7 separate regions of the Homo sapiens genome follow, and regions 1, 3, 4, 5, 6 and 7 are each linked to region 2. A link is a loop called in an ENCODE intact Hi-C map of the cell type or tissue named here. Cell type or tissue: OCI-LY7. All regions are shown on one strand.

Region 1 (4,000 bases), 410 kb after region 2:
TATATAAAATTGTCTGAAACTGAGACCTTAATGATATCTAACACAGCCAATTGTGCCAGGGATGAGGCCGGGGAAGAAGAGCATCCAAGGCAGAGGAAACAAAGTCACACAGGCCCTTGCTAAAGAGCCTGGCATGTGAGGAGGGCAGAAAGAAGGCCGTGAATGAAATCGGAGAGGCAGGCAGGGCTCAATCATATAGGCATGCAAAGAGTTTGGATTTTATTTCTTGATGGGGTGCCATTTGAGGGTTATAGGGAGGGAGTGATATAATTTGCTTCAAAAAAAATTTTTTTTTTTTTTTTTTTGAGACAGAGTCTCACTCTGTTGCCCAGGCTGGAGTGCAGTGGCATGATCTCGGCTCACTGCAACCTCTGCCCCACGGGTTCAAGCAATTCCCTGCCTCAGCCTCCCGAGTAGCTGGGATTACAGGCGCCCGCCACCATGCCTGGCTAATTTTTGTATTTTTTTTTTTAGTAGAGACGGGGTTTCACCATCTTGGCAAGGCTGGTCTTGAACTCCTGACCTCATGATCCACCTGCCTCGGCCTCTCAAAGTGTTGGGATGAGAGGCGTGAGCCACCACGCCTGGCCTGCTTTACATTTTTAAGTGCTCATTCTGGCTGTGGTATCTCTAGAGAAATGGTTTGGGGCAAGAATAGAAGCAGGAGGCAGTGGGACACGTACAGGTATGTGATATAGGTGAGTCCGCTAGGTGGCCGCAGTGGGGGCGGACATCTATTATAACTCTTCTTTGAGTATATTGTCATTGACTGATTCGCTGATCCAACAACTATTTATTGAGTTCATATGATGTCCTGGGACTGTTCTGGTGCTTCAGGGCCCAGAGATTCTGAAGTACTAAATGCACGGAGGTTACATTCCAGAAACAAATGCACAATACGTGTGATATACACCAGGGATAAACATGAATAAAAATACATGAAGACATGGGAAGAGGAAGTGAGAGAGGGTGCTATTTCAGCTGGGTGGTTGGAAAGGCCTCTTTCAGGAGGTCACGTTTGAGTAGAGGAGAATAACCCCTGGCACAGTGCCCAGTGCCTGGTAGGTTCTCACAAACTCGGCTTAGGCAGTGTGTGAATGTTTGGCATTGAGCCACACAGAACTTCCTATGCCAGTAAATCCAAAGTCACAAGCTCGATTTTTAACAGGATTAATTTACTCCTTTCCTTTAATGAATTGGTTCCCAGGAGAATGCATGCATTTTATAGATCATTAGCTGCCTGGCACTGCGAGGAGGGGTGTGAGTGAAGGGGACTGTGTGGGGAGAGCTTAGCTTCTGGCTGTAGGAACCACTGCAAAATCCATGGGGAAAGCACCCTAAATTCATGATGCAAATCAAAGGGGACACAGAACTAGAGTTTTAGAAATTTATTTTTCCCTACATGGCTTTCTAGGAATTGCTCTTTTGCATATAGAAGGGAGTGTGGATGAGGGACTGGTAGAGCTTGAGAGAGAAAGAGAGAAAGCAGCTGCCATAGTGTACACAGGGACCCCTGCTGGTGCGTAACTGAGTTGGTCAGGGAGCCTGGGGAATGCCTTGTGCAAAGCAAGACAGACCAGAAGTCATTCCTTTTATAGCCTCAGTGCTGCGGGAGTCACAGAAATTAGCATGTTGAGAAAAATTTTAAGTTGTGATTCTAGCCTTAAAAACAAAAGGAAGATGTAAATAAATTATCTTAAATTCGCTGAGCTTGAAGAATAAACCCATCTGCAGAAGGCTGTTTTCTAGTGACAAGGTGACACCATGTAGAATCATAGCACCCTCTATCGGAAAAGACGAAAAAATTAGGAAAGTATTTGAAAGTGAAAGCCAACGACTAAATGATCTTTTGTTGTCCTTATTACCATTTGGCTTATACATCTTATGGTCAGTAGTTTACAGGATCAAATATTATGATTTCTACGGTTTTGACAAAAAAATTTCGTTATTATTCAAGTATCACAATGTCACTGTGAAGCAAGTTATACACATATTAAGATGAATTCCTTATACTCCAAAACTCCATTTTGCCATGGGGGAAACTGAGGCTGGTATAGGTAAAAGGGCTTCTTACTCTTGTCATCACCAGATATGCAGATGAGAGAAATGTCAGGTGCAGTCCCCGTCTAGTCCCTACCCCCCACCCCCAGCTTATAATGTCTCTGGGTGCACCCATGAAATACATCGTGAAGGCTGCTCACTGAGGCAAACCTCTCACGAAATTATTTTAAATTTGATGTTTTTTGGTCTATATGTTTTTGGCACATTTTCATGGGGACTGGAAATGAGTTTTTATGCTAATGAAAAAAACCTGAGTTGGTTGGATCTAGTTGGAAAGAGCCTAGGGAACTGTTTAAGAAGTATCCCAATCTTGGCCAGGTGTGGTGGCTCACGCCTGTAATCCCAGCACTTTGGGATGCCAAGTGGGGAGGATCATTTGAGGTCAGGAGTTTGAGAGCAGCCTGGCCAACATGGTGAAACCCCTTCTCTACTAAAAATACAAAAATTAGCCAGGTGTGGTGGCGGGTGCCTGTAATCCCAGCTAATCAGGAGGCTGAGGCAAGAGAATCACTTGAACCTGGGAGGCGGAGGTTGCAGTGAGCCAAGATAGCACCACTGCACTCTAGCCTGGGCAGTAGGGTGAGAGTCTCAAAAAAAAACAAAACAAAAAATATCCCAATCTTGGTAGAGTGAGGGATGATTGGAGGCTGTTTTAGGCTTTTTGTTTGTTTGAGCCAGAGATTTGGTATTCCTTTTGGATATACTGATATGCATGTGAGACAAAGGGCAGGACAGTGGTTGGAGTATCTCAAGGGGTCTAGTTTTTGCATAGGACACCCTGTCAAATTAGGCTGCTTCTTGATTTCTTCCACTTTGAGAAAAAGCCATAATTTGTTACTTCTGGGATGGCTGTTTTAGGGAACCATACTATGTAATAGGAGTTTTTAGTGCTTTGGACATTAGAAAGTTTCAGTGTAGTAGAAAAATCAGACCCTTAGAAAGTTAATTTATTTATCTATAAAATGGTGATAATAATACTTATCTATAAATTTGTTAAGTATTTGTGTTAATGTATATGTAGCATGTAAGGGACACCCAGTGATATCGTTTTATTTCTGGGATAGCTGTATGAGATAGCAAAACTCCCCTATCTCTTATGCTCTGCCAATAGCAATGACTATCTATGTATTTGAGTTACAAGTCACATGTGGAAGCCTTACAGAAAGAAAAAGCTCCCTCTCTCCCTTTGTCCTTTCCCCTCTCTAACTATGTATAATTTATGTAATTGTGTAAAACAAATATATGAATTATATGTGTATATAATTTATATATATAGTGTATTATGTATTTTCACATGAACACTTTAGATGAATCAACTTTTTTCTCTTCTCCCCCTTCACCCTCCTTTTTTTTTTTTTTTTTTTTTTCTTAAAAGCATTTAGCTGGGTGCAGTGACACATGCTTGTAATCCCAGCTATTGAGGAGGCTGAGGTAGGAGGATTGCTTGAGTCCAGGAATTTGAGGCCAGCCTGGGGAACATAGCAAGAGCCTATCTTTAAAAAAAAAAAAAGCATTTCAATTATTTTAAATTTTCTAATTACAAAACAATTCTTTCCTGTCTTAGTTTAGTTTACTTTTTACTCACAAAGTTCCTGGAAAGTAGTTATTACTCAATAATTGAATGCATGAGTGTCAACTGCAAAATCTATGCATTATGTAGTGATTTGAATCAATTAGTCTTTCTTGATACTCCAAAATTACCCTTTTTCGAGTGTCTTTATCAGAAATTTGATAAATCGGAACTTTCCTGTCTATTCATAAACAAGAGTGGTGACTTAGAAAGACACGCACTCCAGAGTGGGGCTTCTGCGTCTCCCTTGTCGTGCCCCTTTGTGAGTAATGCTTTCCCCAGAGAACTGCAGAAAATGATCCTGCTGAGCTACAGGGTTTCCCATTCATTGGGTTCCATTCCAGTCCTTGCAAGTTCAACAGCATCTCA
Region 2 (4,000 bases):
AGTCACTTAATGAACAGTTCAACTTAAAAGACAAATTCAGTCATTGAGTTACTAGCATTTAAAAAAAACTTTTATACTATAAACCCATGTTAGTATAAAGTGTAAATGTAACAATAAAATCCAGCAAAGTAAGTTACTGCTTTTAAGGTTTTGGCCCATTTATAGTAAGTATAAGGAAAAAGTATTACATGAAAGATAAACATATGCAACAATGCATTTAAAATTTTATGATTTTTGGCTGGGCACGGTGGCTCACGCCTGTAATCCCAGCATTTTGGGAGGCTGAGGCAGGTGGATCACGAGATCAGGAGTTTGAGACCAGCCTTACCAACATGGTGAAACCCAGTCTCTACTAAAAATACAAAAATTAGCCGGGTGTGGTGGCGTGCCCTTGTAATCTCAGCTACTCAGGAGGCTGAGGCAGGAGAATCGCTTGAACCCGGGAGGTGGAGGTTGCAGTGAGCTGAGATCATGCCATTACACTCCAGCCTGGATGACAGAGGGAGACTCAGTCTCAAAAAAAAAAAGAATTTATGATTTTTATATCAAACATCTTTAAAAAGGCAACTTATGGAAAGGTAAGTTTTCTTATATATTTGTGTTTAAATTACTAGGAAAAACCATCAGGGTATAATATCATGGTATAAGTTAGAGCTGAGCTGTGAGTGGAATGTGCTGCATCCAAAACAGTAATTTCCACCCTCACTAGAGGTGTTCAGGAAGAATATGGATGAGTATTTGGTGTGTCTGTTGTGTTTGGGAGTAGGGGGATGTCTCAAGCATTAAATGGTTGGTTATATTCTAGATAAGTACCATTTATTAGGCACTTTGATATGCTAGGCACTGTGCCAAGCACTTTACATATACTATATAGTAAGGAAGAGACAACATCCATTTTGCAGAGAACTTAAATTCAGAGTGATTTATTTTCAAGATCACCCAAGATGTGATGGAAACTGAGATGTAGATGTAGGTCTTTCCACCTTCACATCTCCCAATCACTAACTATATATGAGTAACCTCTAGGTATGACTCCCACCAGGAAGACATTTGAGAGTTTCACAAACCACCTATTTAGTGGTTTTATTGTTGAAGGCCCTGAAGGAAAACAGAACCACGCGATATAAAACATCCTAAACAATATTATGTCATGTTTTGCAAAACAGGTAAATCAATGTCAAAAATAAATTTTAGAACAGGATTTTTGTTGTTGGGTTTTTTGTTTTTTGTTTTTTTGTTTGTTTTTTGTTTTGAGATGAAGTCCTTTTCTGTTGCTGAGGCTGGAGTGCAGTGGCTTGATCTCGGCTCACTGCAACCTCTGCCCTCCAGGTTCAAGCAATCCTCCCGCCTCAGCCTCCCAAGTAGCTGGGATTACAGGCACATGCCACCACACCCAGCTAATTTTTGTATTTTTAGGAGAGATGAGGTTTCACCATGCTGGTCTCGAACTCCTGACCTCAGGTGATCCACCCACCTTGGCCTCCCAAAGTGCTGGGATTAGAGTCGTGAGCCACCGCGCCTGGCCTATGATCGTCTGTTTATAGCAATAAATGATCTAGCCACAAGATGTCCTCATAAACTAAATAATACACACCGAGCAGGAATAAGGTGTAAACTTAACCTCATTCACACATTTATGTGATTCTTTATAGCAGGCATTGGCAATGTAAAAAATGAATGAAGTTTAATCCCTGCTCTTAGCGGGTTCAGTGTCTAAAGGAAGAGACAAGTACAAAAACTGCAGAGGAAGAAACTGTTGTAGACAGAATAAATACAGGTTTCTTGGAGTAAAGATATCTAACTTTTAAAAATGTATATTTCCAGGGAAAAGACATTAGGAAAGGCTTCCTGGAGAACGACATCTGAGTCTTGAAGAACAGGCAGGAGTTATCCAGGTGAAGATAAGGGAAAAAGCCAGGCAGTTGAAGAAATAGAACTAAATACGAGCGGCTTGTAGACAGCAAAGGTAGTTTTAATGTGTTGTTTTTGTTTTTGTTTTTTGAGACAGAGTCTCGCTCTGTCACCCAGGCTGGAGTGCAGTGGTGTAATCTCGGCTCACTGCGACCTCTGCATCCCAGGTTCAAGTGATTCTCCTGCCTCAGCCTCCTGAGTAGATGGGACTACAGGTGCGTGCCACCATGCCTGGCTAATTTTTGTATTTTTAGTAGAGATGGGGTTTTGCCATGTTAGCCAGGTTGGTCTTGAACTCTTGACCTCAGGTGATCCACCCACCTCGGCCTCCCAAAATGCTGGGATTACAGGCATGAGCCACCGCGCCTCAGTTTAAGTGTATTTTAAGGCACAGTTTGTTCAGTAAAGCTTAGTTCTTAAAGTTCCATTTGATTACCTAACTTTGGCTGGGATGACAAAATGTAAGACAAATGTCAGTTAGATTTTTCTAGTACAGAATACTGGTTTTGATTTTTCCCCCCAACTTGAAAGGCCAAAGGACATACTAATAAAATTGTTTTAAAATTTACATTGGAATAGAGAGAATTTTTTACTGGGCAGCCTGATATGGCAATATAAATGCCTTTATATGTTCTCAATTCTTGTCTCCTCAGGTCAAATAAGAGAATTAAACCAACGGAAGATGATGAAGGAATGTCCTGCCCACCCTCCCAGAGCTAATAAGTAGTCTTGCTGGGGAAGAGGCCAATGCAAAGCTAACTTCTTTCTGATGAGGAAGGGGAGTAGGGAGAGAACCTTGTGAAAAAAACATCTCAGCCTTGGTAAAGATGGGCTGTAGGGCACACACTTGTTTATTCAGTTATATCAACATAGCTAACTCCATGTTAGAGACCATGCTGAGCAATTTGACATGTGCTGTCTCAGTGCTGCCAATGTTTGAAGTGAATACTATTGTCTCCATTTTACAGATGAGAAACTGTCGAAAAGTTTAACTAGGATGTCTCAGGTTTAACCATTATGCAAAACAGCCTACCCTCAAATATCACCTGGACTGCTACAGACAACTGGGTTCTGATTCCTTAGGTGTCTTGGTGAAGATGGTATGGAGGCTTTTATGATGTCAAGGGGTCAAAAATTTACCTGCCATGGCCTAACAATACAGAGAACTGTCCAGATGTGTTCAGTCCCAGGATCCTGCAGGTTGGACAATTGCAGTAGGTTGGCAAGAACTTTTATGGCTCAGCACTATTTGCCACAATGGGCTCCTCAGTATATCATAACAATTCTTACATGTACACACACATATACAATAATCTGTCCCTTTTATATATGGCCTTATATCGTGCTGTCTCTTCCTTGCACTTCATGCATTCATATGAGTTTATGCAACTTCGTCTGTGTAATCCCAGCACTTTGGGAGGCCGAGGCAGGCAGATCACTTGAGGTCAGTAGTTCAAGACCAGCCTGGCCAACATGGTGAAACCCTGTATCTACTAAAAATACAAAAATCAGCCAAGCATGATGGGGCACACGTATAATCCCAACTACTTGGGAGGCTGAGGCAGGAGAATCCCTTGAGCCTGGGAGGTGGAAGTGGAGGTTAGCCGAGTTCGCACCACTGCACTCCAGCCTAGGCGACAGAGTGAGACTCCGTCTCAAAAAAAAAAAAAAAGACTCAGGTTGCCATAGCCCCTCACCCTCCCTCTCCCATCTGAGATACAATTCATCACAAAGAGACACTCCACATGACACAGAGTCTCTCCTTTCCTCACTTTTTCAGCAAAGATAGATAGGGAGAAGGGCTGCCTAATAACAGCAGTGAAGATGCTGTTATTCATCACTGAGATGGTCCTTTATGAAGCTGAGAACCAAGAATTCTCTTTAAGCCTTGGCATCTCAGATCATTCTGGTCTTTTTTTAAAAGGGTTGCATTCTGCTGAGCAGTGGGATAAACAAGCCACTGCCATCACTGTAACTGCTGCTGGCTGCTATGCAGCTCACCACCACTGCCTCCACTGCCTCTGCTAAACAGATAAAGGAATGTATGTCTCTGGCTCAGTAAGGGTGTCTGTAATGGGCCTCAAGCACA
Region 3 (4,000 bases), 71 kb before region 2:
AACCCTGCCTCTACTAAAAATACAAAAAATTAGCCAGGTGTGGTGGTGTACACCTTTAGTCCCAGGTACTCGGGAGGCTGAGGCAGGAGAATTGCTTGAATCCGGGAGGCTGAGGTTACAGTGAGCTGAGATGGTGCCACTGCATTCCAGCCTGGGCACAGAGCCAGACTCTGTCTAACCACCATCACCACCACCAACAACAACAACTACAAAAACCCACAGAGAAAGGCTACATCTGAAACTAATGAAAAATAGAAAATGTTTGTGGTTGCTTAAGAGAGTGCGGAATAGGATGGGGGAATAGTGCTGGGATTGCAGGCGTGAGCCACTGCGCCCAACCTAATTTTTCACTTTTGAACTATTAAATGTTTTGTAAAATGCAGGGGGTTTTTTTGTTGTTGTTGTTGTTGTTTTTTGAGACAGAGTCTTACTCTGTCACCCAGGCTGACAGAAGTCGCATGATCTCGGCCACTTCTGCCAACTTCAAGCGATTCTCCTGCCTCAGTCTCCTGAATAGCTGGGATTACAGGCACTCATCACCACACCCAGCTAATTTTTGTGTTTTCAGTAGAGACGGGATTACCCCATGTTGGCCAGGCTGGTCTCGAACTCCTGACCTCAGGTGATCTGCCCACCCCAGCCTTCCAAGTTGCTGGGATTACAAGCATGAGCCACCACGCCTGGCCCAAAATGGTTAATTTTTCTTAGATTCCAGATTCGGTTTTTAAAGTAAATGGCCACTGTCCCTGGCCAAAATGCAGTTTATTTTGAAATGTTTATTTAAAAATAAGATGGGCCCAGCACTTTGGGAGGCTGAGGTGGGTGGATCACTCACTTGAAGTCAGGAGTTTGAGACCAACCTGGCTTATATGGCGAAACCCCATCTCTACTAAAAATACAAAAATTAGCTGGGTTTGGTGGCGGGTGCTTGTAATCGCAGCTACTCGGGAGGCTGAGGCATGAGAAGCGCTTGAACCCAGGAGGCAGAGATTGCAGTGAGCCGAGGTCACGCCACTACACTCCAGTCTGGGTGACAGAGCGTGACAATGTCTCAAAAAAAAAAATAAATAAAATAAAAATAAGATGGATGGATAGAGACAGGAATGTATAGGTAGATGCAATAAAGAAGATATATTAAAATGTTGACGGTAGAATCTAGGCAGTGGGTATACAGGTGTTTAGTGTAAAAAACCTTTAGTTTTTCTCCATGCTTGAAATATTTATTTTTAAATGTTCGAAAACATTAAATAAGAATGGATGAAACAGCAAACCCTAAAACAATTCTAACTGTGTAGCAAATTGATAATGTAACCACACAGAGAAAGTAATTTACTCAAGGGCCGGGTGCAATGGCTCATGCCTGTAATCCCAGCACTTTGGGAAGCCAAGGCAGGAGGATAGCTTAAGCCCAGGAGTTCAAGACCAACCTGCGCAACATAGTGATACCTTGTCTTTATAGAAAATACAAAAATTAGCCAGTTTTTGTGGCACACACCTTTATCCCAGCTATTCTGGAGGCTGAGGCAGGAGGGCAGGGCTTCAGTGATCTGCACTCCAGCCTGGACAACACAGTGAGACCCTGTCTCAAAAAAAAAAAAAAAATTTATTCAAGTATATTTTGAACACATAATTCTGTAACCCCCTTAGTGGGATTTATTATAAGGACAAAAGTCTCGGAGAAATTTTGAACTTTTCTTATCCGAAATCTCTGCTGACTTCATGATAAGAAGTTAGCTGGAACTCCTGCGTACAGTAAATAGCAGGCCAACAGAATTCTTCCTGAACTAGCCGGTTTAGATTCAGTTTCAGAACGTTAATAACCTTATTCACAATAATTTACCAAGAAATATTCATGGCATGTAGTTCCGTGAAGAATTTTGTACTACCCACTAGGTGGCAATGCTATCTAATGTAATTAAAGCAGATCTTTAATTTGAAAGACTCATTCATCTAACAACCTATATTGATCTTTCTCACCTACTGAGCAAACTAGACTTTCATTAAACATTAAACATGTTTCATTAAACATTTCATTTCATTAAACATTACTAAGAATGTAATGTTCTTCGGAATTTTAATAAAAAAGAAAAAAATGATACTATTTCCCCACACAAGGAATATATTAAATCAAACTCAGAATCATTGGATTGGTAGGGACCTCCAGAAATCAGCTAGTCCCTTTGTCCACCTCCAAAAAGAATAACTCTCCTACTCTATAATTTTTTATTTGCCTGGGAAAGATGACATTTCTCAAAGTTCTATTCCAACATTTAGCATATAGTTGAGAGGTGACAGCATGCCGGCAGTCCTCAGAGCCCTCGCTTGCTCTCGGCACCTCCCCTGCCTGGGCTCCCACTTTGGTGGCATTTGAGGAGCCCTTCAGCCCCCCACTGCACTGTGGGAGCCCCTTTCTGGGCTGGCCAAGGCCGGAGCCCACTCCCTCAGCTTGCAGGGAGGTGTGGAGGGAGAGGCAGGAGCGGGAACGGAGGCTGCGTGCGGCGCTTGCGAGCCAGCTGGAGTTCCGGGTGGGCGTGGGCTTGGTGGGCCCCACACTCGGAGCAGCCAGCCAGCCCTGCTGGCCCCAGGCAATGGGGGACTTAGCACCCGGGCCATTGGCTGCGGAGGGTGTACTGAGTCCCCCAGCAGTGCCGGCCCACCAGTGCTGCGCTCGATTTCTCGCCGGGCCTTAGCTGCCTTCCCGCGGGGCAGGGCTCGGGACCTGCAGCCCGCCATGCCTGAGCCTCCCACCCACTCCATGGGCTCCTGTGCGGCCCGAGCCTCCCCGACGAGCACCACCTCCTGCTCCACAGCGCCCAGTCCCATCGACCACCCAAGGGCTGAGGAATGCGAGCCCACGGCGCAGGACTGGCAGGCAGCTCCACCTGCAGCCCCGGCGCGGGATCCACTAGGTGAAACCAGCTGGCCTCCTGAGTCTGGTGGGGACGTGGAGAGTGTTTATATCTAGCTCAGGGATTGTAAATACACCAATCAGCACCCTGTGTTTAGCTCAAGGTTTGTGAATGCACCAATCGACACTCTGTATCTAGCTGCTGTGGTGGGGCCTTGGAGAACCTGTGTGTGGAAACTCTGTATCTAACTAATCTGATGGGGAGTGGAGAACCTTTGTATCTAGCTCAGGGATTGTAAACGCACCAGTCAGCGCCCTGACAAAACAGGCCACTCGGCTCTACCAATCAGCAGGATGTGGGTGGGGCCAGATAAGAGAATAAAAGCAGGCTGCCCAAGCCAGCATTGGCAACCTGCTAGGGTCCTCTTCGTCATTGTGGAAGCTTTGTTCTTTTGCTCTTTGCAATAAATGTTGCTACTGCTCACTCTTTGGGTCCACGCTGCTTTTATGAGCTGTAACACTCACTGTGAAGATCTGTAGCTTCACTCCTGAGCCCAGCAAGACCACGAGCCCACCGGGAGGAATGAACAACTCCACACACGCTGCTTTAAGAGCTGTAATGCTCACCGCGAAGGTCTGCAGCTTCACTCCTGAGCTAGCGAGACCACGAACCCACCAGAAGGAAGAAACTCCGAACACATCTGAACATCAGAAGGGACAGACGCCAGACACACTGCCTTGAGAGCTGTAACACTCACCGTGAGGGTCCGTGGCTTCATTCTTGAAGTCAGTGAGACCAAGAACCCACCAATTGCGGACACATGGTCATGTGGTTCATTCAATCATTATAAAGCAGACAACTTCTGAGCAATTACCATTTGCCAGGTAGGGGGCTAGGTATTGAGGGTATGATGGTGCCACAGACACAGTCCTACTGCCCTCAAGAACTTACTGTCGATTGCCCTGGCCATTGGCCTTCTTGGGAGAATGGAAGCATTGGTGTGGGTCCTAGTGGCATGGTTTGTGTTACTCTTCTCAGCTCAACCAGAGGCGAAAGGGAGGCCCAGTGGGGAAGAACAGAAAAGTATGTTTAATTGTTATTAGAAGACAATGTGAGAAATGCAAGAGAGTAGGTAAAAGGTATGAAGGACC
Region 4 (4,000 bases), 320 kb before region 2:
TTGGATAGTACAGGGAAAATTTACTCTTGGAGAAGCCTAATTAATTGCAATGAGCAGATTCTAGAAGGAAAAATATAACCTATCTCAGGAAGGCTCCTGCATGTTTTATTTCAAATCCTGCTTAGTTCTGTTTTCATTCTCTAACTAAATCAGAAGGATCATTTGGCTGAGGGAAAAGTGTTCTTTTTTTTCTTGCACAATTTTCACTAACACATAAGGAGACATTCTACTTGTTTATTATAAATGACTTACTTGGTTTATTATTCCAACAATAGCAAATTAACATTGTCCAGAAAAACCTTTAATACTAGCTGATTTTTAATAAGACATATTGTGATACATAATACTGGAAATAATTTTTAAAGTAAAGAACTATACAAATGAGACATAAAAATATCCTGTAATCCCACTATCCAGATATAACTATTAATATTTTGAAGTATGACTTCCTAGTCTTTTGTTTATATACATATTATATATAATAGCTGGGATCACACCATGTATTCAGTTTTGGTAGTCTTCTTTCAATTAATGTAATATAAAAAATCCCCATGATAACAAGAATTCTTCAAAAAACTGGATTTTTAATATGGTAGCTACAGTATATTATCATACTTATTGACATCTTTTTCTTTTTTCTTTTTCTTTCTTTCTTTTCTTTTTTTTTTTTTTTTTTTTTTTTGAGACAGAGTCTTGCTCTGTTGCCCAGGCTGGAATGCAGTGGCACGATCTTGGCTCACTACAACCTCCGCCTCCCAGGTCCAAGTGATTCTCCTGCCTCAGCCTCCCAAGTAGCCAGGACTTACAGGCACGTGCCACCACGCCCGGCTAACTTTTTGTATTTTTAGTAGAGAGGGGTTTTTTTTTTACCGTGTTAGCCAGGATGGTCTCGATCTCCTGACCTCGTGATCCACCCGCCTCAGCCTCCCAGAGTGCTGGGATTACAGGCGTGAGCCACCGCGCCCCGCCGACCTCTCTTTCTAACTTTTCACTAGAATTAATATCTTTATACAATTATTAGCTATGTTCCTGATTATTTTCATAGAAAAGGCTGCTTTATGTTTGATCCTAGAGTATAAATCAAAGGGCATACGTTTTTTAAGGCTCCTAATACATATTGCTAAATCGCCTTCCTTGAGAGTGGTAATAATTTCTCCTGAGAACATTACAGTATGCCTGCTTTCTTAACAACTATGCCACATATTAGAGTATTTATGTTAAAAACATATGCATTTGTCAAATGTGGGACCATCTGGGCATCAACAAGAATAATGCTTGCAATAGATTAAAATACATCAAATATAAAAATCTATGAATTCCTAATGAAACACAAAACATCACTGCTCACCTTTGAAGGTTGCCGGACACTATTTTGTTATTCTAAATATATATTTTAAAGAGATTGATCACATATTTGTTCTTTCTTTTCTGTTTGAACTGTATTTCAAGCTAACTAAATAGATGATGAGAAAATCCCAGCTAATAGGTATATGAGTAACAATAAAACTTATACCATCACTATTTTGCAGTCCTCATGAAACAATGGATGGAGACAATGATCATCAATAGATATCCAAACTCTCAATGAAAAGTTATTGGGGAACTTTATAATAGAGGATTCCAACTGACATTACCTCTACCCACAAATCAATCTTAATATCATGATAAGTAGGACAGCTAGGCACGTGCTTCAGGATTTGATTAATATAGCATCATAGAGTATCACCTATTATCTTGCCAAAAATAGAACTGGGATTTAATAAAATCTAATCGAGATCTTACTACTAGTTTATAGGAAATGTAAGGAATACAAACAAGTTAAACATATTGGAGGAAGCAATTCGCGCAAACCAAAATGTGGAAAATTCTACAGGGCAAGTGATAAATTTTTTTAATAAATAAATACATTGTGTTTGTTGGAAGGGGTGAGGGGTATAATCAAACAATTGGTTAAGGAGCGTTCTATATAGAAAAAACATCTGCTTTTAAAAAATGGAGAAAGAAAAACTGGATAATAAAATCTTATTTATTACCTATTTGAAATCTAATAGTATTCAATGAATATCATATACAAACTCTTTTTTGGTGGTAGATTATTCTGTATATGAGTGGGTTTGCTTCTGTCAAAATTTAAAACATTTTCTTTATGTTTCTGATTTTCCAAGAGGAACGTATTTCAGTTTGCTCTTTTCATGTAAAGCATTAGGAAGAAGTCTTCTGAGCTAGCCAAGATACTGCGTTTGAAATTGCAAGGTCAGTTCAGGCACTCTGGGTAGTAACCATCAGGTGGCGCCGCTCTACAGCTTTTCTAAACCCAACATGAAACCCTTCAGACTTTGAAATAAGCAAGGAGGTAAGAGCAGTCACAGGAAACTGATACAGTCACCAAATACTTAAGCTCAATGCTATGGCTTTCCTAGGTGATATTACGAAATTGCTTGTATTTCTATGTTCATCCTACCTGTTGTCATCCCTCAGTACTTAGAGATTTTAAGCAGAAACGTGTTTTAACTATTCTACTAAGAACCAAAATATCAATGTTGAACTTCCAAGAGAATATTTCTGTCATAGGTGTCCTGAAGACTTTACAGAACTTTTCATTTTCCTTTTGAAACCAATGCAAGCCCACTGGGCTGTGCCAGGGTCCACACTCCCTCACTTTGCTGATTCCTGCATTCCCATCTGTCAAAAAACTGTTGTGAGCTAACCTGAGCTCCCACACCGCAGCTACCACTCTCCTGGGTCAAAATACAAGAACAGTGAATCACAACCTGGCCCTCTGGGCGTTTACCACTTGGTTACTCCTGAACAAATTAGAGAACAAGTAAGAACTAAAACTGAAGGGCACTGAATAGGGGTGATAGGCGTGGCCAGGTGAGACCAGAGGGCCGGAAGGACTTTGTGGAAGAGGGGACACCTGAATTAAGTCTTAAAGAAATGGGTTGATTTGAATACATACCAAAAGTAAGAAAATCTGGGGAGCATCAGCAAATGTGTGCATAAACTGCGAACTCAAAGCCTGTAAGCAGGCAACAGAAAAAAGCAGGCGATCTAGATGTAAGACAGTAAAAATGGGGGAGGACTGTGGCAAACAACCGAGCTTTTGCTCTGCCTAAATGGCATTTATGCCATTTTTCTTTTGAGACAGAGTCTGTCACCCAGGCTGGAGTGCAGTGGCGCAATCTCAGTTCAGTGCAACCTTTGCCTCCTGGGTTCAAGTGATTTTCGTGCCTCAGCCTCCCAAGTAACGGGGATTACCTGGCTAATTTTTGTATTTTTAGTAGAGATGGGGTTTCACCATGTTGGCCAGGCTGGTCTTGAACTCCTGACCTCAGGTGATCCACCCGTCTCAGCCTCCCAAAGTGCTGGGATTACAGGCGTGAGCCACCGTGCCGGTGCCACTTCTTTTAACACTGTTCCAGTCCCTACCTCCCCACAAAGTGTCTGCCAGCTGGCTGCATGCTGGTTTGCAATCTCTGGGAGAGGCTGGCTACTTTCTTTAGATCTTTTGTTTCCCTATGTTATCAACTTACCATGTCTAAGTGAAGCACCCAGAATGTGAATCCCCTAGAAGATATATACAATGAGAGGATCTTTCTCCCTAGGTTTTATTCCTGGAAATTTTTAGAAACCCAGAACTAAAATTGGAATTAATAAATTTTTCTAATTATGAGATAGAAAAGCAGAAGTAACAAGAGTTTGAAATTTTAATGTCAGAACTTTTTTGAAGAATGTTCATAATTATAGCAAGGGAAGAAGTGATGAATCAGTTAAGGGAACTTTATTATCGCCAGACACAAGACTTTTGTTGTGTGTTGCTTGTGACGCTAACTCCATCTCTAGTTACTTAATGTTCCCAGATTCGTGACTATTTTGTCATTCAAAGATCAAACATTTCATTTTCCTTCCTTCTCTTTCCTCTTAGGTGTTTCAGCAGCAATTAAGTCATGCTGTGGAATGCTTAAGTGCAGTAACAAATGTCATGAAAACTGAACATACA
Region 5 (4,000 bases), 110 kb after region 2:
ATAACTTTACCCGACAATGAAGTTGAACTGAAGGCCTTTGTTGCGCCAGCGCCACCTGTAGGTGAGAGTTTAACCTTCCTCCCTGACCACTAGGAACTGGGGTGTTTTTCTTCAGCAGGTCCTTACAGGCTATTTACAACGCCGATTCTTTTTCACAGTATTGCACGACGTCACAAACAAAGGTGGAGGACAAGGCTTTGATTATTCTTAAGCATCAACATTTGTTGAAATAGTTTCAAATGGAGTAAGAATCTAGGAAATTAAATACAGTATATATCGTTTAATTGGTCAGGATGGAAAGTCATAAATTTCTGATGATGCAAAGCAGATCAGGAGAGGCTGCCACGTACCAGTTCTTGAACTGTAATAACCCATAGAACCTGGGAAGATTCCACCGGGATGAGAGGGAAGTGGCGTGCACCCATAGGTTTGTTTGCAGATACTGTGGCATTGACAATCACGGCTCTCAGGTTCTCAGGATGCCTCACACTAGCTGCTCAAAAAAATTTATTCAAAATGCTCTTTCTTCTACTTGTCCAGTGCTCTACCATTCAGTAAGCATTTGACCTGGGACCTGTGGCCTGTCAAATGCATTGTTTTTAAGGTAAACTCATTCTTAAGGTGTTTGACTATTTCTCATTCAGGTTAGTTCCTTAATTCATTTTTTTCTCCACCACATATTGGTCAAAATTTTATACACAGAGATGATAATATTTGGCATTTGCATTTTAATCCTTTGAGGTGAGGTACCTTATATTTTAACTACTAATATCTGCAGCTGGGAGACAGTTTCATCTTAACATAGACATGTTTATACTGTTTTTGTGTCCTTAAATAAACCCCTACAACAGATCAAATGAATTGAAATCTCCTTGCCTTTTGTTAAAAAGAGAAAAGCACAATGTATTATACTATGTTAAAACTGATATGGATAGTCAGATGTAGCCCCCTAGGAAAAAACTCATCACATACTAATGGTTAAGTTAGGGAGGTTTTTTTTTTTTTAACTTTATACATTTTAAAAATTTCCTGTAAGACGTATGTTTTTATAACAAAAAAAGAAATGTTACATTAAGAAGATACATGTTATCTTGGCTGATAGTTGAAAGTCAAGTTCATAAGATGATAACAAGAGTGAGGGGATAAAAACAAATAAACAAAAAATATATATATAAGTTAAAAAAAAAAAAGAAAGCTGAGTTGAGTATATCTAAGGTAATCTGCACTGGTGGTTTAAAGGCTGTCATCTTCCCTCTGCCCAGGTTATCTAGTGTCCTCTCAGAATTTATAACTACTCATATTTATTTTTTGCTCTCAGAAACAACCTACAACTATGAATGGAATTTAATAAGCCACCCCACAGACTACCAAGGTGAAATAAAACAAGGACACAAGCAAACTCTTAACCTCTCTCAAGTAAGTAACTGGAGACTGGTTGTGTCTAACAGCACAGCGTAACGGCATAGAGCTCAGTTAATACCTTCTTAGCTACTGAACCCAAACGTCTTTCTTCTTTTTGGGGACAGAGTCTTGCTCTGTTGCCCAGGCTGGAGTGCAGTAGCGCAATTACAGCTCACTGCAACCTCTGCCTCCCGGGTTCAAGTGATTCTCCTGCCTCAGCCTCCTGAGTAGCTGGGATTACAGGTGCACGTCACCACACCCGGCTAATTTTTTTGTATTTTTTGTAGAGGTGGGGTTTCGCCATGTTGGCCAGGCTGGTTTTGAATTCCTGACCTCAAGTGATCTGCCCTCCTTGGCCTCCCAAAGTGTTGGGATTACAGGCATGAGCCACCACGCCCAGCTGCAAACATCTTTCTCATGGTAAGATCAAAAGTAGGATATGAATGAATAAAGTTTCAGGCATGCAAGTAGGCAGGCAGATGGTTAAGAGGCTTTGGATGGCGTTTCTTTATTTGGGTTACTTAGTATATCTCAGTTTGGGGAAAAGAGCCTGGTTGTCCCACAAGCATTGCAGAGAGGTTAAAAACCTGTTGTAACTCTTGCTCTCCTTGCAGTGTTAAGGACATTCTACTTATCTCTGGTTCTCAGTCCGGCACATCTCTAGAGTTGCCAATAATTCCATTCCAGGTCACAATTTGCCCTATCACATATTGTTCTATGATACAAGCACTCACAAGAAACATGCCCTCTTTCTGGCCTAGGAGGATATATAAACCGACTTAGCGACTAGAGATCTAGTCTCCTACCAGATGATTATGTTGACTTCATCTCCTGGGACCACACAGCTAATGGTACAACACAGACTTGCATCACCCTCATGTCATGGAGCTGTGTTTCTCAAAGTGTGGCATCCAGACCACCGGCAACCAATGCACCAGAGCTAGGTGGTAAAAATGCATGGTTCCATACACACATTTGAGAACTGCTGCCCTCTGCTGGTCCATCTCACCCAGGCCTCTTTGAAGCCCTCTGCAGCGAAGCTAAAGGCCTGTCTAGGTGATCTTTAGTGCTCCAGAATTCAGGCTTCAAACATGCGGCAGCCTCTTGACAGATCCAAATGAGACTGTCTCCTGAGCCCCTTCTCTATGCTGACTTTAGGAGTGCGGCTTCTGGGACATTTTAGCTTTTTCTACGTAGTGGACCCATCACGTCTTGCATGTTGAACTGTACAACTTTTCTTTATGTTACAGTTGTCCGTCGGACTTTATGTCTTCAAAGTCACTGTTTCTAGTGAAAACGCCTTTGGAGAAGGATTTGTCAATGTCACTGTTAAGCCTGGTAAGCCGGTGTAAGAGAATGACCTCCTGTTGTACATATTTATCTCAATTTTTGGTGCCTGGATGACTCTATATCTGTCTACCTATCTACCTAGAGAGACAAAACCTATTTTGTATTAGGCTCCATTGTAGAGAAAACACGCAAAGATTATATTTTTGGTTTTTTTTTCTACCTTTCGCATAACACTTTGTACTTGCTTGACAAGGTTATTGCTGGCTGCTCTCGAATGGTGGCAAATCTACCTTAGCCCTCTCTATCTGACATTTACACCATCCACTCTAACTTCTACCTCCACTCTCCGTGATTCAGCTTCACCTTCGAAGCAGGGGCATGTTGAATACATTCAACTGAGCAACCAAGAGGTCAGGGGAAAATGTATGCCCATCGGTCAGTGCATTCATGTGAATTAGAAACAGGTGGTTCTTGGGCTGGGTGGGCACAGCCCTGGCTTGGTGAGTAGAACATGGGCTGGCTTTCAGCCTCCACCAACCCCTCACCTGTGCTGAGGGCACAACCGACCCAATCAAGGTGAACCTCCCTTGTACCCACTTCAGCCCACCCTGAGGGCCTGACAGCTCTATCTTTTGCATATGGTTATGGGGGGTGGGGGGGGGAGTTGCCTTCAGTTAGAGATATAAGATCCACTCAATCCAAGGAGCTGGAACTGTAATCCCTTCATCCCTTGCTCCTGCTCTGTAATTACTGCTCACATTCTGTGATGAGCCCCTTGGTTATTATTGTACATCTTCACTGAGCCTGGGCTTACATGCAAAAGTGTAAATGTCCAGACAAGCTCCTGAAATTCATAGAGAGACTCCAGACTTTAAAAAGTGCTCTCCATAGTTGAGGCCTGTAGGATAAACACCTTCTTGACAGGACATGTATAATCAATTTTTTAAAGTAGATGATTTTATGTGGGTAATGACATATGCCTACACAAGATGGGCTCAGTCACTGTCCTTTTTTTTGTTACAGCCAGAAGAGTCAACCTGCCACCTGTAGCAGTTGTTTCTCCCCAACTGCAAGAGCTCACTTTGCCTTTGACGTCAGCCCTCATTGATGGCAGCCGTGTGTATCCTGAGATAGTTTAGGGATTTCTTTTTTTCTCTACGTGCTACGAAATGTAATGAGTGCTCTGCATCAAAGCTAGGAGGACTTATGGGCTGTTACTTTGATAAACGATCACCTCCTTCTTTAGTTTTATGTCTTCTTTAGTTCCTTTAGCTCCTCTATCCTGTGCTTATTTTCCCTTCACCTTTCG
Region 6 (4,000 bases), 170 kb after region 2:
ATTTCACTCCAGAACTCCTACTACTGGACGGGTATTAACAGGAGTTCAGATTAGTTCTGATTTTTTTTTGCATTTCTATTATATTTTTTGCCTCTCTATAGTTTGCTTTAAACTCCATAAGATCTCCGAAATTTTATCATCTACTTCAGGTACCGAATCTTGTGACAGTCATATGTCTAATTTCTACAGACTCTTTGTTTTCATTGCTTCATTTCCTAGAACATACTTCTTTTTTTATTATTATTATACTTTAAGCCTAGAACATACTTCTTATTAACAGTTTACAGATGTACTATCTTCCCAAAACTCTTGCAGGACACTATGAGATTTTTAGAAAATTTCCTTCCAGTTCCCTAATTTATCTGCTTCCTTCAGGGACTATTCTGTTTGTTCTTCCTGACCTTTCCTCTTATGTGCTGGTGGTTTTCCCATCATGATCCTTGGTTGTTCATCTTTCTGAATGAAGGACTGAGTTGTCGAAACTAACCTGGTCAGCTCCTTCTCAGCTCCAGCAGTGTGTTTGGGGGACACACACACACACAAGGACTGGGTTGATCAATTTGGGGATGTGTGGCATGAGTGGTCTTTGCTGTTTTAAGCTTGGGTTTATTCTAACTTGCAGGCTTCACATAAGGGCAGCTCCCTTCCCCAAAAGGCAAAGTCGAGAGAGCCCTACCCTGAGGTACCTAGCCTCGCTCTTGAAGCTGTAGTCTGCCTAGATACCTACTATATTTCTTCAGAAAAGCTGTCCTGCCCAGAACAAATGCCTCTGCTGTCTCATGTGTCTTGGTGGTGGTCGTGGTGAGAAGGGATGGTGGGAATGACCCAGAAAATTGTGCAGAAGTAGAATCAACCAGCTTCATCTCCTCCCCTCCTCCTATTCCTACTTTCTGTAGCCACCAATTCTAGAAAGGCTCTGTCGTTTAAAATGGCACCAATTTCCTCTGCAGGGTTCCCCTGGGTAGACCCATCTATTTTGACTTCTGTTTTGACTTCTGTTTTGTTGCTCAGGCTGGGCTGGGGTGCACTGGTGCGATCTCTGCTCACTGCAACCTCCGCCTCGTGGGTTCAAGAGATTCTCTTGCCCCCGCCTCCTGAGTAGCTGGGACTACAGGTGCTTGCCACCACACCTGGCTAATTTTTCTTTTCTTTTTTTTTTTTTTTAGAGATAGGGTTTCACTGTGTTGGTCAGGCTGGTCTCAAACTCCTGACCTCAAGTGACCCACCCGCCTCAGCTTCCCAAATGCTGGGATTATAGGCGTGAGCCACTGTGCCCGGCCCTCAGCTGAATTTTCTATAGGGTTTCAGGAAGGTAAATATAGGTGTGAGTGCATTCTGTCTTTGAGACTGACTCTTTTGAAATCCATGCCCCTCCTGCAATGCTCTCATAGTGCATCACCTGCAACTAATCCCCATCGGCTAGGATGGCTTACTTTCTATGAATTTTATATTATAAAAATAATTCTACTTAACAAAAATACCCCCTTCCTCCCCAAATATAATCTGCTCTGCCCTTTTCTTGTCATATTAATGTGAGATGCAGTGTTTTTTTCCTAGAACCCACTCTATGACAGTATGTACACTAAAGCCAACACAATGAAGTGTTTTTAAACAAGGTGGTTTCCACCAAATTTCTCTCCAGCAAAAAAGAAATCTCGCTGTCTGCTTGTTTGAAGTCCTGGCGTACAGCACCATCTGGAGGACAATGTCTGCGTCTTCCCTTTGGGGAAAAAAATCTTCAAGACAGAGTGGTTTCCCAGACTGGCTGCAAACTAGCATCATACTGGGGCACTTAGAAAATGCCAATGCCTAGGCTGACTACACATAAATTAACACCTAGTCTTCTTGGATGGGTCCCAGGCAACTGTAGTCGATAAAGGCACGGTGTGAGTTAAGGACCACCACTCTAGGACTTGAACCACAGCTGGCCTAGACCCAAATTGCCTTCACTAGACAAGTGAATACCCCTGCCTTGTCCCCAAGGTCCAAAGTCACCTCTAAAATGCAGGTGGTTCCAATGTAAATTTTAATGTATTTTCTTTATCTAGAGTAATCCCAAGACAGTAACTAGAAATTTATCAGAGCTCTGTCAAACCTCGAGGCTTCCCTGGGTTTCCCAAGGCAATGGATGTGGGTTCAGCTGAGTTGACTGCCCACGGGGTGGAGGCAGCCATGGAGTCAGGGCTTGGTTCTCAGGCTCTGAGGAGGTTGAGGAACAGCGGTGGGGCTGTGCTTCCCATGATGAGTACTGACTTGGCTGTCACTTGCTTCTGGTTCTTCAGTTGCATCCAGGGGCTGGCTGTGCCTCCACTGTGTGTCTCCCTCTGACCACCTCTCCTCCCTTCTTTCCCACACACAATCTTCAGCTTCTACTGTCTTCCTGATTTAAAATATTCCGTTAAAACCATTTCTGGGTAGGCATGGTGGCTCACGCCTGTAATCCCAGCACTTTGGGAGGCCGAGGCAGGTGGATCACCTGAGGTCAGGAGTTCGAGAGCAGTCTGGCCAACATGTGAAACCCCAGCACTACTAAAAATACAAAAAGTAGCCAGGCGTGGTGGTGGGTGCCTGTAACCCCAGCTACTCGGGAGGCTGAGGCAGGAGAATCAATTGAACTCAGTGGGGCGGAGGTTGCAGTGAGTCAAGACTCACCACTATACTCTAGCCTGGGCAACAGAGCGAGACGCCGTCTCAAAAAAAAAAAAAAAAAACACAAAAAACTGGATGTTTGATATTACAAGAAACTTTCTTGTGACTCCAAAATGGATTTTTTTAAAACAGTAGAATAAGGAGAGAAGTCTCATATAGCTAGTAGTATGGATTATAACATTTTTTTAAACAAACAAATCTTTCCTAAAAGCAGTTTCCCCTCAATATCTCTAAATCCTGAACGCGGCATCTGTGATTCTGCACCCCCGGCTGGGATACTTTCATGAAGGACTGTTTTAGACAGGGATTTTGTCATCAAGAGAAGAAAGAACAGGACAACATCAGCATTACAGCCGAAACGCAAACCATCTCAAAACCAAGCCAGTCTTCCATTCCATAGGTGTTCCAAAAGATGAATGAACTTTGTCTCAAGATCCTAATTGCTGAGGCAGTGAGGGATAGAATTATCATCACTATAACAAAATTTAGGGAGGACAGTAAAGAGCTACAGTGACAGACCGCATGGGGACTTGGTGCAATGGCAGGGCTATAGCAGCTCATGACCAGACAACAACCCGATTCATATAACTGGTAGGCAGAATTCACTTTTCTCAGGTTTCTCCATTGTTTACAAAATAGGCTTGCTGGGCACTTTACCAAAATGACTTTTTTGTTTTCATTTTTTTTTTTTGCCTTTTAACATCATTTTTTTTAGCTATTATTAATTTTTTACTTATTTTAACCTTTGTGGTTTTTGTATGAAAACATCATTGAAAATTCCATTCGATTCCATGTATAGATGTAGATCTCTCATACTCTATACTCTAATCAGGATAGTTAGCACATCTATCGCCTCAAACATTGATCATTTCTTTATACTGGGAACGTTCAAAATCTACTCTTCTAATAATAGCTATTTGAAAATATACAATACATTGTTGCTAATTACAGTCATTCTACAGTGCTGTAGAACACCAGAGCTTATTCCTTCTGTCTAGCTGTAATATTCTGTCAACCCACCCCTCTCTATCCCCACCCCTCCAGCCAAAGTGTTTTTTGCTGATTAAGCTTTTCATATTGAAACCATGAAATTTACTTTCACAAATAATACAATATACTTACCTTTTCTACCGCTTTTTCATTAATTAATGGGCCCTGAGTAGTTCCTTCCTCAAATCCATTACCTACGCGCAGGTTCTTCTTCATGGCCTCGGCGAATGCTTTTACAAAGGCATCATGGATGCCCCTTTGCACCAAGAATTGGTTTGAGCAAACACAAGTCTGGACAGGAGACAAAAACAAACCCACACAGTCTGTCAGAAGCTGCAGACCTGACCAGTGAACGTGTGGC
Region 7 (4,000 bases), 200 kb after region 2:
TCTGTCTTACAAGAGGATTGTAAAATGCACCAACCAGCGCCCTGTAAAACACACCAATCAGCACCCTGTAGCTAGCAAGAGGATTGTAAAATGCACCAATCAGCGATCTGGAGCTACCAAGGAGATTGTAAAATGCACCAATCAGTGCTCTGTAAAAAACACACCAATCAGCGCTCTGTAGCTAGCAAGAGGATTGTAAAATACACCAATCAACGCTCTGTAAAATGCACCAATCAGCGCTCTGTAAAACGCACCAATCAGCAGGATCCTAAAAGTAGCCAATCGCAGGGAGGATTGAAAAAAAGGCATTCTGATGGGACAGAAACGGAACACTGGAAGGGATAAATAAGGGAATAAAAAGCTGGCCACCACGCCCCACCCACCCAGCAGCGACAACCCACTCGGGTCCCCTTCCGCGCTGTGGAAGCTTTCTTCTTTTGCTCTTCACAATAAATGTTGCTACCACTCATTCTTTGGGTCCATGCCATCTTTAAGAGCTGTAACACTCACTGCAAAGGTCCGCGGCTCCATTTTTGAAGTCAGCGAGGCCACAAACCTACCGGCAGGAACCAACTCCGGACACACTTACCTCCTTTGGTCTTTGTATCTCATGTCCTCAATGAGACCTACCCTGATGTTACGGGCTGAATGGTGCTCCTGGCAAAATTGACATGTCGAAGTCCTAACCCCCCAGTATCTCAGAATGTGAGTGCATTTGGAAATAGGGTCTTTAAAAAGGGAATTAAGTTATGATGAGGTCATTCTGGTGGGCCCCAATCCAATCTGACTCCTGTTTTTAAAAGAAGAAGAGATTAGGACACATATACACACAGAGGAAAGACCATGTGGAGACACACAGGGAAGATTCATTCATATAACCAACTGCTTACTTTACATCCTCACTTGGGCGTGAACAGACATCTCAGACTCCATGAGTCTAAAATTGAGGTCTGATGAGATACAAAGACAAAAGCTGAGCTCTCTGCAAGCCAATGAGAGGCCTTAGAAGAAACCAACTCTGACAACACCTCGATCTGGGATTTCTACCCTCCAGAGCGGTAAAATGAGAAATGTCTGTTGTTCAGGCCACCCAGTCTGTGGTACTTTGCTATGGCAGCCCTAGCAGAGGAATATGCCTGGTCACACTGTTGATGCTGCATCTTGCCCCTTCCCTCTGGCCCGGATCCTCTCCTGCTTCTACCTTTTTTCCATATTGCACTCAGCATCTCTCACATACTTATTTGCTTAGATATTATGTTTGTTGTTTAGAGTTCTGATCTCTCTTCTGCTCCCCTTCCACCCCATGTGAGCTCCATAAGGGCAGAATCCTTCTTTCGTTTAACTGAGGTATCCCAAGCACCTCCAACAGTGCAGGGCATACAGCAGGTGCTCAGTAAACAGCTGATGGATGAATGAGTGCTAAGACTCTCTTGTACTCGTAGGGATCGCTGGATGCATTCCTTCAGAGGGAGAGCTTTGAAGGACACGGTAAAAAATTTCACTGCGTTGACTCCAGGTTTAATAATATAATATTAGAAGGAAGAAACTACTTTCTTAGTTTTCTTCTTACTCTATTCTTCCCATTTAATGGCCCTCCACCCCTTACTCCCAATTCTCCAGTGTTCTCTATGCAATGGCCAATAGCAGCATTTATCCATTTAGGGTGAAAACCTGGAGAACGCTCCTGGATTTCTCTCTTCCCCTGCACAAAACCCAAATCTTTCTACAGTTCTCTCCGTTTCCGATCCCATGATTCTGGCCAGGGGCCCTCACTACCAGCCTTCTCAAGGGCCGCTGAAGCAGCCTCCTGCGTGGGCTCCCTGCAGCTGCGGAGATATTTCAGCTACTCTGAAGGGCCACACGTGCTCTCACTTCCCTGACACCCCTCCCCTTTCTCCCCGCCCCTCCACGGTTAGGCTTGTTGACCATAACAAGCAGCTCGCTTGTATTAGGCGCTCACGTTCTGCCTCCCCTACTGGGCAGTGCATAACTTGATGAGGCTTGAGGGCAGGGGTCGTGTCCCTAGTGCCCGGCTCAAAGTGGAAGCTCCAAACTTATTTGTCGGTCGTCTCCCTTGTTGCTCTGACTTTCCACTTTGTATACCCTGGGGAACTGAGCACAGGAGGGAGGCGACGCGGCTGGTGTCACTTTGGGGTAAAGCCCCCTCTGCTCCCCGCCGTGTCCCCGGCCAGCTCTGGCCCCCTGCATCCGGGCTCTCTCACCTTGGCGGAGACCTCCCTCCAGCGGCAGAAAGCCTCGTAGGCAGCGCGCACGGCGGCGCGGGCCTCTCGCACCCCGCAGTCGGCTACCATGCCCAGAGCGGCGCCGCTGGCCGGGTCTTGCACGGGGAAGGTGGCGGCGGCCGGGAGCCAGCGGCCGCCCACGAAGCTGTCGGTGCGCAGCAGCGCCGCAGAGAGGCCCGCCAGGCGCCCAGCGTAGCAGCGGAGCTGGGCCGGGCCGGGCGCAGGCCCGGAGGCAGGGACCAGGCCGCCGGCGCGGGGGCGGAGGCGGCAGCCTGGAAACGTCGACCCGAGGCGCCGGGCCCCACAGCTCCGCAGCCAAATGCAGGTCGCCATGGCCCGGGCAACGACGGCGACAGGAAACAGGCAAGCGGGCGCGCGCGCACGGGAACGCAGGGGTCGCGGGGAAGCAAGAGGAGCGAGGAGGCGCCGGGGACGCGCGGGGAAAGCGTGGGAGCTGGCGGAAGGTTGCAGAGCCACAGAGCAGCGCCCTCTCTCCGCGTCTTTCTCGCTGCACCGCCGCGCCGCCCTCTGCACCTTGCCCTAAGCGCCGCGCGGCTTCTCTCCTGGCGCGACCTTCTCCCGGGGGAGGGTTGGGTTCGGGGATGGAGAAGGCTCGCCAGTAGATGCACCTGCGGACTGCTGTCACCTTTTCACTTTTCGGGTGCTCATTTGTCACTAACTGCTCCTGAGCCCCCAATCGCTGCTAGAGACCCACTCTCTCCCCTTAGCATCCCCCAAATTCGGCATCCCCGGAATTTGTGCGCGGTCCATAGATGCGCTGGTGCCTGCCCTAAATGCCAAGGCCGTGATCACGCTTCTTCAGTTGTAGCTCCTGAGCACGTAGTATTGATTGGGAGCGATCGTTCTCTGAGGGGTCGAAGTGTGACCCCGCGTTCTGCTGCCTGGCTGCTTTTTTGGGTGTGTGTCTAGGCATTCTCCTAGGGTTGCTCCCGATAAATAACAGCGCTTTGGAAATAAACAGACTAGGATCCAAACTCAAGTCTGTTGCCGACAAGCTGTGTGACCGACAGGTTAACCTTAGTCCAGTCACTTATAAAATAGAACCATATCTACCCCATTTTGTTGTGAGATAACGTAAAATGCTCATTACAGTTGCCACATTAAATTCAATATAGCGTTCAAAGTCATACTAGCTACCCTAGTCAAGCCACTAGTAAGATTAAAGTTGGGTCACCAACTAGTAAATGGAAGCATTTGTCAAAATTGAATCAACCAAGGTATAAGGATTGAGCATACTATCCAACCAAGGTATTTGAGCACCTTTAAACAGCATTCTTCATCCGTTAAAAAATTAGACTTGGGCTTAAGACTCTGAAAGCAGCAGGGAAGCTTAAAACCTAATGAGGATAAAAATAAAAATAGCAGGCGTATGCTGGGAATTTGTGGGTGCAAATGAAGCCCAGCCCTATGCATTGATTTTAGGTTACATATCTCCCTTTCTCAACTCCTACAGCGTTGAGAGTATCTTGCTAGCTTTCACCTTTTTCTAGGACGTTGAATTTTTTTCTAGGACATTTGCAAAATGCCGAGGCAGTAACTTTAAATTTTGACTTTGTCTTTTGCTGAGTCAGATCCATTGAGTTTTGAGCCAGTCACATATGGCAGAAGTGATAACAGTAGAGTTTAATCAATTTCACACTATTTTGCTCTGTATTTTATTGCAGGAACTGGGGAGAACCAGGGAGTCCTAATAGGGATGTGGGCCAGTAGGTATCACAGGTGGGGCTGGGGAGCTG

Evidence for each region. Hi-C counts contacts between places; a loop is a spot of excess contacts. Peaks named below come from ENCODE experiments on the same cell type or tissue, not always from the same donor. Only the 100,000 strongest peaks of a DNase experiment are listed, where the experiment ranks them.
Region 1: it touches region 2 in a loop (12-fold over the local background); 15 of 110 quality-filtered maps call a loop at or near these places.
Region 3: a loop joins it to region 2, with 9 times the contacts of the local background. A loop is called at or near these places in 10 of 110 quality-filtered maps.
Region 4: it touches region 2 in a loop (2.4-fold over the local background); 6 of 110 quality-filtered maps call a loop at or near these places.
Region 5: a loop joins it to region 2, with 7 times the contacts of the local background. A loop is called at or near these places in 102 of 110 quality-filtered maps.
Region 6: a loop joins it to region 2, with 8 times the contacts of the local background. A loop is called at or near these places in 18 of 110 quality-filtered maps.
Region 7: it touches region 2 in a loop (5-fold over the local background); 8 of 110 quality-filtered maps call a loop at or near these places.

What each region holds. Positions count from the first base shown.
Region 1 is chr6:24,280,916-24,284,915 of GRCh38, reverse strand. All of the region lies in intron 6 of DCDC2 (doublecortin domain containing 2), which reads left to right. Among named protein-coding and RNA genes, the nearest start is that of KAAG1, 74 kb to the left of the region's middle. In OCI-LY7, CTCF peaks have their summits at 1,460 and 1,679; DNase peaks (open chromatin) are centred at 1,045, 1,535 and 1,785.
Region 2 is chr6:24,693,310-24,697,309 of GRCh38, reverse strand. All of the region lies in intron 1 of ACOT13 (acyl-CoA thioesterase 13), which reads right to left. LOC124901278 (a long non-coding RNA gene) reads left to right here and starts at 1,539. Exons shown (of 2, transcript XR_007059508.1): 1 at 1,539-1,966; 2 at 2,565-4,000. In OCI-LY7, CTCF peaks have their summits at 1,366 and 1,568; a DNase peak (open chromatin) is centred at 1,569.
Region 3 is chr6:24,764,782-24,768,781 of GRCh38, reverse strand. No RefSeq gene overlaps it. Among named protein-coding and RNA genes, the nearest start is that of GMNN, 8.2 kb to the left of the region's middle. In OCI-LY7, CTCF peaks have their summits at 1,677 and 1,888 (motif pointing right); a DNase peak (open chromatin) is centred at 1,891.
Region 4 is chr6:25,016,457-25,020,456 of GRCh38, reverse strand. The region is part of intron 1 of LOC102724765 (a long non-coding RNA gene); the gene reads left to right. It also overlaps a transcript of RIPOR2 not described here. Among named protein-coding and RNA genes, the nearest start is that of RIPOR2, 82 kb to the right of the region's middle. In OCI-LY7, CTCF peaks have their summits at 2,082 and 2,283 (motif pointing right); DNase peaks (open chromatin) are centred at 2,286 and 2,836; H3K4me3 peaks cover 1,303 bases; H3K27ac peaks cover 1,617 bases.
Region 5 is chr6:24,579,665-24,583,664 of GRCh38, reverse strand. It overlaps KIAA0319, which reads left to right. Exons shown (of 21, transcript NM_014809.4): 5 at 1-61; 6 at 1,319-1,416; 7 at 2,652-2,739; 8 at 3,715-3,807. Among named protein-coding and RNA genes, the nearest start is that of KIAA0319, 65 kb to the left of the region's middle. In OCI-LY7, CTCF peaks have their summits at 48 (motif pointing left), 2,210 and 2,413 (motif pointing left); DNase peaks (open chromatin) are centred at 64 and 2,394; H3K4me3 peaks cover 471 bases.
Region 6 is chr6:24,522,697-24,526,696 of GRCh38, reverse strand. It overlaps ALDH5A1 (aldehyde dehydrogenase 5 family member A1), which reads right to left. Exons shown (of 10, transcript NM_001080.3): 7 at 3,772-3,930. Among named protein-coding and RNA genes, the nearest start is that of ALDH5A1, 30 kb to the right of the region's middle. In OCI-LY7, CTCF peaks have their summits at 1,502, 1,704 (motif pointing left) and 3,147; DNase peaks (open chromatin) are centred at 1,706, 2,224, 2,636 and 3,076; H3K4me3 peaks cover 4,000 bases; H3K27ac peaks cover 3,570 bases.
Region 7 is chr6:24,493,573-24,497,572 of GRCh38, reverse strand. ALDH5A1 (aldehyde dehydrogenase 5 family member A1) reads right to left here and starts at 2,604. Exons shown (of 10, transcript NM_001080.3): 1 at 2,223-2,604. The coding sequence starts at 2,576. It also overlaps a transcript of GPLD1 not described here. RefSeq lists a silencer at 2,209-2,598. In OCI-LY7, CTCF peaks have their summits at 2,022 and 2,222 (motif pointing left); DNase peaks (open chromatin) are centred at 122, 1,892, 2,272, 2,552 and 1 weaker place; H3K4me3 peaks cover 3,173 bases; H3K27ac peaks cover 3,551 bases.